Regions from separate parts of the Homo sapiens genome. Here region 2 is linked to region 1. Evidence: chromatin loops called from intact Hi-C (ENCODE). Cell type or tissue: breast epithelium. All regions are shown on one strand. Links, peaks and the distances in the headings refer to the core of each region. The heading gives the core; the rest is flanking DNA.

Region 1 (4,000 bases), core at 1-4,000:
CAGAATTTGTATCTTTTTAATTTACAAAGCACTTAGAACTGATGAGAACTGCAACTATCCCCAAGCGGCTGTATCAATTTATACACTCTAACCAGAAAATATGAGAATGCCTATTTCCTTACACTTACATAGACACTTGAATAGCATCACTTTTTCTAACATAATGGGCAAAAAATTTAACTGATGTAGTTTTCATTTGCATTTCTATAATTTCTGGTAAGGCTGAACACCTCTCTGTGTTTTTAAATGGTCATTTGCATTTTTCCTAAAATTTACTAAATTAGCCTTTGTCCATTTCTATTATGTCCTTTTATCCTCCCCTTATTCATTTGTAGGAGTTTTCCATGTATTCTGGATAGTTATTGTCTGTTATTTGCATCATACATATTTTCTCCAAGTCTGTTGCTTGTCCTTTAACTTTATGATATACAGAAGTTTTAAATTATTAGGTGGTTAAATTTATCCAATTGTTCCTTATGTCTTTTCTTTGGTTCCATGTTAAGAAGTCCTTCCCCACTCTGTGAACATAACATTTTCCATATTTCATTCAAATACTTTTACAGTTTTGTACAGATTTCTTTTAAGTACTTAAAGCTTTAGGAGTTTTCATAATAAAGAATTTCCACATTTCTTCCTAGGGCATATTCCTGGGTTATTTATGTTTTGTTTCTTTTATAAATGGAATCTTATTCCCAGTTACATTTTCTTACTGGTTCTTGGTAGTGCAGGAAAATCCGGAAACCTACTCATTTTTCTTGATTTTGTATCCCACCATCTGTTTATTAGCTGAACACTAATATTTTGTCAATTGATTCCATTAGGTTATAGTTTATTCTACAGGAGTTATTTTGCAGATACAGGCCAATTTTAGCTCTAAGATGATCAAAGAAAAACAATTTCTAACCACATTCAAGATGTAGTTTTAAGGGAAAAGCAGAGAAAATCCAAGTGGAGTATCTCAGAGGGGGATCTGGATCCTAGACAGATCCTCTCCTCAGCCAGAGATTCCTCTTCTAGTCCTTTTCTCAGCTAACACTTTGGAGGATTTTCATGACATAAACTGTTCCTATATGGTTTTGACTGCTGCTGTTCTATCTAGAGCTAAGATGCTATTTGGCCAATTACAAAATAAATGAAAAAATAGGCAGTATATTAACTTACCTCTACACAAAACTTAAAATGAATGCCTTGGGAATCATAAAATGAAATAATTCGATTAGAGAGTGTCACAGTAATGAGAGACCAGTGGACTTCCAGGTGAATAGGAATCAACAGAAGACTCTTTTTAAACAAATCCACCTGATCAAGAAAAGAGAAAGAAATGCAGCCATCACCACAGGCTATCCAAACCACCAAAAACCAGCAGCTTCCATTTGCTGACCTTTGACCTGCACAAGGGCAAAAAAGTAGGAAGCAATGAACCAGAATTTGAACCCAGGTCTTACTCTAAGCCCATGCTTGTAACTATTAAGCTATAATACACAACAATAATACAAAAATAAAGATATACAAAGTACAGTTTTCCAGTTAATCTACTAAACCTGTGTGTCAAGTGCCTGAAGACTTGGCTCCTTGTTTACCTCATTTTCTCATATACATATTTAACCTGGATTCAACTCTTGTTTAGAAAGGAATCATAGTATTAGAAAATGGTATAAGGGGCCAGGCACGGTGGCTCACACCTGTAATCCCAGTACATTGGGAGGCTGAGGCGGAAAAACTGCTTGAGCCCAGGAGTTTGAGACCAGCCTGGGCAACATAATGAGACTCTGTCTCTACAAAAAAATAAAAAATCAGGCCGGGCTCAGTGGCTCACGCCTGTAATCCCAGCACTTTGAGAGGCCAACAGATGGTTTGAGCTCAAGAGTTCAGGACCAGCCTGGGTGACATGGCGAAACACTGTATCTACAAAAAAATACAAAAACTAACCGGGCGTGGTGGTGTGCACTGGTAGTCGCAGTTACTTGGTAGGCTGAGGTTCAAAGGATGGCTTGAGCCTGGGAGGCGGAGGTTGCACTGAGCAGAGATTGCACCACTGCACTCCAGCCTGGGTGACAGAGCCAGACCTTGTCTCAAGAAAAATAAATAAATAAAAAATCAGCCAGGTGTGGTGGTGCATGCCTGCAGTCCCAGCTACTTGGGAGGCTGAAGCAGCAGGATCACTGAGCCCAGGAGGTCGAGGCTGCAGTGAGCCATGATCACACCTCTGCATTCCAGCCTGGGCGACGGAGTGAGACCCTGAAACTGCATCTACAGACATGGTGTAAGCAGCAGTTAAGATCATGGGCTCCGAAGCAAGTCTGCTCAAGTTAGACTCGTTCAACAGACATGATATAAGCAGCAGTTAAGATCATGGGCTCTGAAGCAAGTCTGCTCAAGTTCAAATTGTGGCTCTTCCACGTATTAGTCACATGACTGGTAATTTCCTTAGCTTCTTTGCACCTTGATTTCCGCAACTAATAAAATGGATAGAAAATAGTACCTACCTTATGAAGTTTTTAAGAGTAATAAAAGAATATGTGTAAAATGCATACAACTCTGTTTAGCACATTATAAGTAGCCAAATACCTTAGTTATTATTATGATTACTTGCTTGGGTCTCTCAAATGTCAAAATTGAGAAAAACATCTTTGATAATACCTTATGCATCCTTTACAATCCTAACACATATTTTATATCATAATATATATCCCTTTACAATCTAGAAATGCTTGCTATTCCACTCAAAATTCCAGTTGTAGAGTGGGTGATAAAGTAGTAAGTGCTCCACATACATTTGTAAAAGAGTGAATCAATTTCCCTTCTCAGGTATTTTTTAGCATAATTTGGTGATTACTTGGGTTAAAACATTTTAAACTACCTTATATTCTCTGAAACTAATTTCCCAAGATTTCCTTCTCGCTTTCTGATACTCAAATAGTGTCCTGCTCTAAATGAATCTTCTGTTAAGTCTTCATGACCTTGGAGCAAAATCACTTAAGCTTTTCAGTTTCTGCATCCATAAACCTGGGGGAGTGAGGTGGGTAGAAGGAAATAGTGAAAATAATAAACAATGTTCCTTTCCAGATTAAAAATTCTGAGTATCCTTTTTTTTTTAATTCCGAGTATCTAAAACAAGGAATCATATTTAGAATACAGTAGTAAATAAAACCAGATGTATATTCTTCTCAAAAAGTAATGTTTTCTACATTGTAAAACAGATTTTTGTATAAAAATTAGAAAATACAGAAAAAGATACACTTCACCTATCTTTCCAAATCATTTTCTTCTTCTAACACACTAACATAGACATACATAGAGCTTTATACAGGCTGAGTAACTCTAACCCAAAAACCTGAAATCCTCCAAAATCTGGAACTTTTTGAGTGCTGACATGATGCCACAGACTGTCCACAGGGGTGGCTGAGGTAGTGACATTTTTACTTTCTGATGGGTCAATGTACATAAACTGTTGCATATACAAAATTACTAAGAATATTGTAAATTACCTTTAGGGCATGCATCTAAGGTGAATATGAAACATAAGTGAATTCTGTGTTTAGACTTTGGTTCTACCCCCAAAATATCTCATTATATATATGCAAATATTACAAAATCTGAAAGAGTCCAAAGTTCAAAACACTTCTAGTCCCAAGCATTTTGAATAAGGGATATTTAACCTGTACACATAATTAAGAACAATGTGCATGACAGATTGTATCACTGACCCCAATTATTTGTTGCCCTCCCTGTGAGAAGATTATACAGACTTGCCCATTGCCATGTGACTTCTCTGCCCTCCCAAAGAGAGAAGTGTAGTCCTGTCATGTGATTTGCTTTAATCAAAAGGATGTAATAAGCAGAAGTGAAGTTATGTCACGATCAGATTGAAACTTTCAGAGCTACCATGTGAGACTGCCATGTCTCAGGAAAGGTGCTGCTCCTTCAGTTTGGGTCCCATTCGCAGAATAAAGAAGAAAAACCATAGGTTCATCTGCTTAGATGCAGGAAAAGCATTTGA
Region 2 (5,728 bases), core at 95-4,094, 740 kb after region 1:
AGTCTGTGCTGTGCTGTGAGAACACTGCTAAGAGCCACCTGTATTGGCTCATTGAATCTCTCAGCCACCTGCAGAGGCTTTGACGATTGTCTCCGAAATATAATTGGGGATTAAAATTGGCACCAAGCACTCAAGTAACTAGCTGAAGGCCGCTGAGGAGATGGGCGGCAGAGCTGAGGTTTGGCCTGGGCAGTTTGCTGCAGACCTGGTTGTAAAGCCCAAGCTGCTTCCCCTGGGCACAGCTCCACCGTGCTAAGCCCAGAGTGTGCCTCTGTGAGGTCATGGCTGCCGACCTTCAGAAGACCCCTGCGACCTAAAGTTTGCTTTTATTTTGAAATAGATACTTTTTTTTTTCCTGATTTATACAAGTAAAACACGGCTGGTCGCATTGGCCCACGCCTGTAATCCCAGCACTTTGGGAGGCCGAGGTGGATGGATCACCTGAGGTGAGGAGTTCGAGACCAGCCTGGCTAACGTGGCGAGACCTTGTCTCTATTAAAAATACAAAAATTAGCTAGGTGTGGTGGCACATGCCTGTAATCCCAGCTACTTGAGAGACTGAGGCAGGAGAATTGCTTGAACCCAGGAGGCAGATGTTGCAATGAGCCAAGATCGCGCCACTGCACTCCACTCCGGGCGACAGAGCAAGATTCCATCTTAAAAAAAAAAAAAAAGTAAAACACATATATTTCAGAAATTTTTTAAAGTACAGAAAAACACAAAGAGGAAAAGTAAAATCCTCTGTAATCCCACAGCCCAGAACTAAGCACTGTTAACATCTGGGGACCTCCTTCTAGTCGTTCCTCTTGCTGTCAACATGCATATTTAGTAAAAGTCGCCATCACACCATTCTGTAATTTTTAAACAGCCTTATTGAGATCTAATTGTCTAAAATAGATATTGAAAATATACAATTTGATAAGTTCTGACATATGTATACATCTGTGAAGCCACCACTGCAATCAAGATGCTGAAGCTAAGCTGGGGGCCGTGGCTGACGTCTTGAATTCCAGTTACTCGGGGGCTGAGGCAGGAGGATTGCTTGAGGCCAGGAGTTCGAGACCAGCCTCAGCAACATAGTGAGACCCCCCCCCACCCCCCGCCCCCATCGCTTAAAAGAAAAACCAAACAAAAAGATGCTGACAATCTGTCACCCCCGAATGTCTCCTCAGGCCCCTTTGGTAACCCTTCCCTCGCTGCTCTCCCTTCCCAGTGTGGACATCCAGAACTCAGAGACTTTTGGCTAGGATCACAGGTCTGGGTAGCAGGCACCTGGCCCGGGGGCTGGCCTAAGCTCTGTCTCCTGGCCAGGATGTGCTTCAGGGAGAACCAACAATATCGCCTTGTGCAGGCCAAAGGGTGCGTTTGATTTTGTCAGTTTCCTCCGGCAGCTCAGCTAACTCCCCACGAGTCGGCTTCCTTCCCCGCAGCCCCGTCATGGAACCTTCCAGTTCGCTAAAGGGGGTTCCACCCTGAGTGGGCTCTGCAGCCTTGTCTGGGCCAGTTGCTGGGGCCCCCGTGTGGCTCGTATAATGGGTGCGTGTTGCCCCTCCAGGTGGAGTTGGAGCTGGGGCGGAGCCTGCCCGCGTGTTGGGGTGTGCAGCAGGCTGCCTTGGAGCACCTGACTCGTTTTTAGCCGCTTTTAATGGGTGTCTTTCTGCATCCTGTTACTCATGCACTTCAGTGAGCAGAGTTTCCTGAGTGTAATTTCATCTTTTCTCTATGACTCAGGGCTGTATTTGCAGCCTAATTTGCTAATGTCAGGTGGCAGATGGAGTGAACAGTGTGGGTGGACGGGGCCAGCCCCAGCAGTGCCACTGGAACTTACTTTCCTGCAAAGACCACATGCTTCAGCTGGTCTTTTTGGCTGTGTTCTCCAGCCTCCGGAGGCAGAATGGAGGTTGGGTTTCTGCCTGGCCTACTGGCAGCCTATGACGCTACCAACTGATTAGCAAATCAAAGGCCAAAGCAGCCTTCTCTTAAACGGCTTTGTCACCCTCCAGCAAATCAGCATCGCAGACTCTCTTACTTGTACATTGTTTCACAGTTCTGGACACTTTCACACGCATTTTCTCCTTTGAGCTTCAGAACGCCCCTGTGAGAAAAGCAGGCAATTGTTCCTTTCCCAGTTTAGATCTGACTACACAGCAGGCTCCAAAATCAATGCCAGGTCCATTAACGACCTGACAGGCAGAATACCAACCCTTACAAAGCGAGTATAGGATAATATCTCTTGACCTTGGGGGTACAAAGAATTTCTTGAAAGCACTAATTGTTAAGAAAAAGATGAATAAATTCTACTAATTTTAAAAGGGAAAAGAAAAAAGAAAAGCTCTGTTCATCAGAGGATGCGACGAATAAAGCTTTAGAAAGACCAATGCAGGATCAGAGTCCAGAGTACATAAAGAACTCCTAGAAATAAATAAGAAAAAAGACCAGGAAAACCCGACCAGGTGTTTTGCAAAACAGGAAATATACATTGTCCATCAACATGTAAAAGATGCTTAACTTTATTAGAAATAAAGAAAACGCAAAATAAAGCCACTAGGAAATACCATTCTATAACCATCAGATTGGCAAAGATAAAAAGAATGGCAGTTCCTTCGGGCTGGGTGTGTTGGCTCATGCCTGTAATCCCAGCAATTTGGGAGGCTGAGGCAGGAAGATCGCTTGAGCCCAGGAGTTTGAGACCACCCTGGGCAACACAGTGAGAACTCATCTCTACAAAAAGCACAAAAATTAGTCAGGCATGGTGGCACATACCTGTGGTCCCAGCTACTTGGGAGGCTGAGGCGGGAGGATCACTTGAGCCTGGGAGGACGAGGCTGCAGTGAGCCAAGATCATGCCACCATGATCCAGCCTGGGTGGCAGAGTGAGATCCTGTCTCAAAAACATTTTTTTAAAATAATAAATTAAAAAAACAAAACAAAACTGCAGGGCGGGGTGCAGTGGCTTGCGCCTGTAATCCCAGCACTTCGGGAGGCCGAGGTGGGCGGATCATGAGGTCAAGAGATTGAGACCATCCTGGCCAACATGGTTAAACCTCGTCTCTACTAAAAACACAAAAATTAGCTGGGCGTGGTGGCGGGAGCCCGTAGTCCCAGCTGCTTGGGAGGCTGAGGCAGGAGAATCGCTTGAACCCGGGAGGCAGAGGTTTCAGTGAGCCAAGATCACACCACTGCACTCCAGCCTGGGCAACAGGGTGAGACTCCATCTCTCAAAAAAAAAAAAAAAAAAAAAAAAAAGACTGGAGTTTCAAGTGTTAACAAGAATGTAGGACACAGGGAACTCTGCCTGCCCACTGGCAAGCGTGTAAGTTCCACCCCGTTGAGTAGCAATTAGACTTATCTTGATGAGTTGTTATTGCTCTGATCTGGGCTGCACAGTTAAGACTTACCTTTGCCCTCTTTGACCCAAGTGCAGCTCCACTCCTACGGCACAGTTTGCAGGGAGGTTCGGGGCAGCACAGTTTGCAATTTCAAAACAACAATAAAACCTGTAAGCAAACCATATAACTTTTCAAAGTAAAATGGATAAATTGTGGGATATCATATAATAGAACATGACAGAGAAAATGAATGAGCCTCGGCTTCACTCATTAACAAATGAATTTCAAGAACATGACATGGAATGGTGTCTTTATTTTTTGGGGCTGCTGTAACAAAGTACCGCACACTGGGTGGCTGGACAGCAGAAACGTGTTGTCTCCCAGTTCTAGGGGCGAGGAGATCAGGGTGCCGACAGGGCCACGTTCCCTGGGAAGGCGTGGGAGGAGGACCTGTTCCCCGCCTCTCTCCCGGCTTCGTCCGGAAGCCTGACTCCAGGCTTCATGTGGTGTTCTCCCTGCTGGTGGCTCTGCCTCTGTCCTGTGTTCTGCTTGTTATAAGGACACCAGTCGTATCGAATGAGGGTCCACTCTAATGAGTGCCTCTCACCTTGAGCACCTCTGTAAAGACGGTGTCTGCAAACGGGGTCACGGCTTAAAGTATTAGGGGTTAAGACTCCAACATATCTTTTTTGGAGGGACAGAATTTAATCCATAAATGTTTAAAAGTAGTAGAATACACAAAATGTGATACCATTAGCATAAAGTTTAAGGATACGTACATACATAACCGTCTAATGAAAAGGAAGGGAATGATAAAGGCTAGGTTTGGAATGTGACTCCTCTCGGGTTGAGGGAGGGAAAGGTGACTGGGGCTTCCCATGCCTGGGCATTCGTCTAGTTCTTTTTTTTTTTTTCCCCAAGACAGGGTCTCACTCTGTCGCCCAGGCTGGAGTGCAGTGGTGCGATCTCAGCTCACTGCAAGCACCGCCTCCCGGGTTCACGCCATTCTTCTGCCTCAGCCTCCCGGGTAGCTGGGACTACAGGCGCCTGCCACCACGCCCGGCTAATTTTTGTATTTTTAGTAGAGACGTGGTTTCACCGTGTTAGCCAGGATGGTCTCGATCTCCTGACCTCATGATCCGCCCGCCTCGGCCTCCCAAAGTGCTGGGATTACAGGCGTGAGCCACCGCGTCCGGCCATCTATTTCTTAAGCTCAATGGCAGATGCATAGGTTTGTTTTAATATTCTTGATAACATAAAACATACCAGTTAATGGAAAGTAGGGGGCATAGTGGGGGGTCTGCACAGTCAGCCCGGAGGATTCAACCTGGTGGTGGGTCTGGAATTTAAAAGGTATAAAAAAATTTTGTCCAGGCGCGGTGGCTCACGCCTGTAAACCCAGCACTTTGGGAGGCCGAGGCGGGCGGATCACCTGAGGTCAGGGATTTGAGACCAGCCTGGCCAACATGGCAAAAATTTGTCTCTACTAAAAATAGAAAAATTAACCAGGTGCGGTGGCACATGCCTGCAATCCCAGCTACTTGGGAGGCTGAGGCCGGAGAATCGCTTGAACCCAGGAGGTAGAGCTTGCAGTGAGCTGAGATGGTGCCACTGCACTCCAGCCTGGGCAACAGAGCGGGACTTCATCTCAAAAAATAAATAAATAGATAAAAGTTATAAAAACATTTTTAAAATAAAACATTAAAAAAACCACGTTATGGCAAAGCACGATGGCTCACACCTGTAATCTCAGCACTTTGGGAGGCTGAGATGGGTATATATATGTATATAACGTGTTATTTTTATTTAGGGAGTAATTTATAAGTGAAGATTTATTTATTTATTTATTTATTTATTATTTTTGAGACAGAGTCTTGCTCTGTGGCCCAGGCTGGAGTGCAGTGGCACGATCTCGGCTCACTGCAACCTCTGCCTCCCGGGTTCAAGTGATTCTCCTGCCTCAGCCTCCTGAGTAGCTGCGATTACAGGTGCCTGCCACCATGCCCAGCGAATTTTTGTGTTTTAGTAGAGACAGGGTTTCACCATGTTGGCCAGGCTGGTCTTGAACTCCTAACCTCAAGTGATCTGCTCGCTTCGGCCTCCCAAAGTGCTGGGATTACAGGCATGAGCCACTGCGCTCAGCCTAATAAGTGCAAATTTAAATAAAGAATCAGAGAAAAGAAGTGTAGACAACGCTTCGGAGCCATTTTGCTGCAGAGAGAAGGAAGGCAGCGGGTGACGGCTGGAGGAGGATGAGGGAAGCTTCCCTCTTTTGCACGTGAAGCACTAGGTTCAGAGGTTAAGTGACTCACGCAGGCTCACACAGCCAGCCTGGCTCAGCCTGGAATGGCACCCATGCCTCTGACCCCCAGCACTTTCCTGCCCTAGAGGTGCTGCCT

The links. Peaks named below come from ENCODE experiments on the same cell type or tissue, not always from the same donor. Only the 100,000 strongest peaks of a DNase experiment are listed, where the experiment ranks them.
Region 2: a loop joins it to region 1, with 22 times the contacts of the local background. A loop is called at or near these places in 1 of 110 quality-filtered maps.

What each region holds. Positions count from the first base shown.
Region 1 is chr3:196,920,713-196,924,712 of GRCh38, reverse strand. It overlaps SENP5 (SUMO specific peptidase 5), which reads right to left. Exons shown (of 10, transcript NM_152699.5): 7 at 1,162-1,299. Among named protein-coding and RNA genes, the nearest start is that of NCBP2-AS1, 17 kb to the left of the region's middle. In breast epithelium, for the core only: no CTCF peak of the experiment used is centred there; no DNase peak of the experiment used is centred there.
Region 2 is chr3:196,175,823-196,181,550 of GRCh38, reverse strand. No RefSeq gene overlaps it. Among named protein-coding and RNA genes, the nearest start is that of ZDHHC19, 33 kb to the left of the region's middle. RefSeq lists an enhancer at 1,564-1,763. In breast epithelium, for the core only: no CTCF peak of the experiment used is centred there; a DNase peak (open chromatin) is centred at 1,900; H3K4me3 peaks cover 326 bases; H3K27ac peaks cover 369 bases.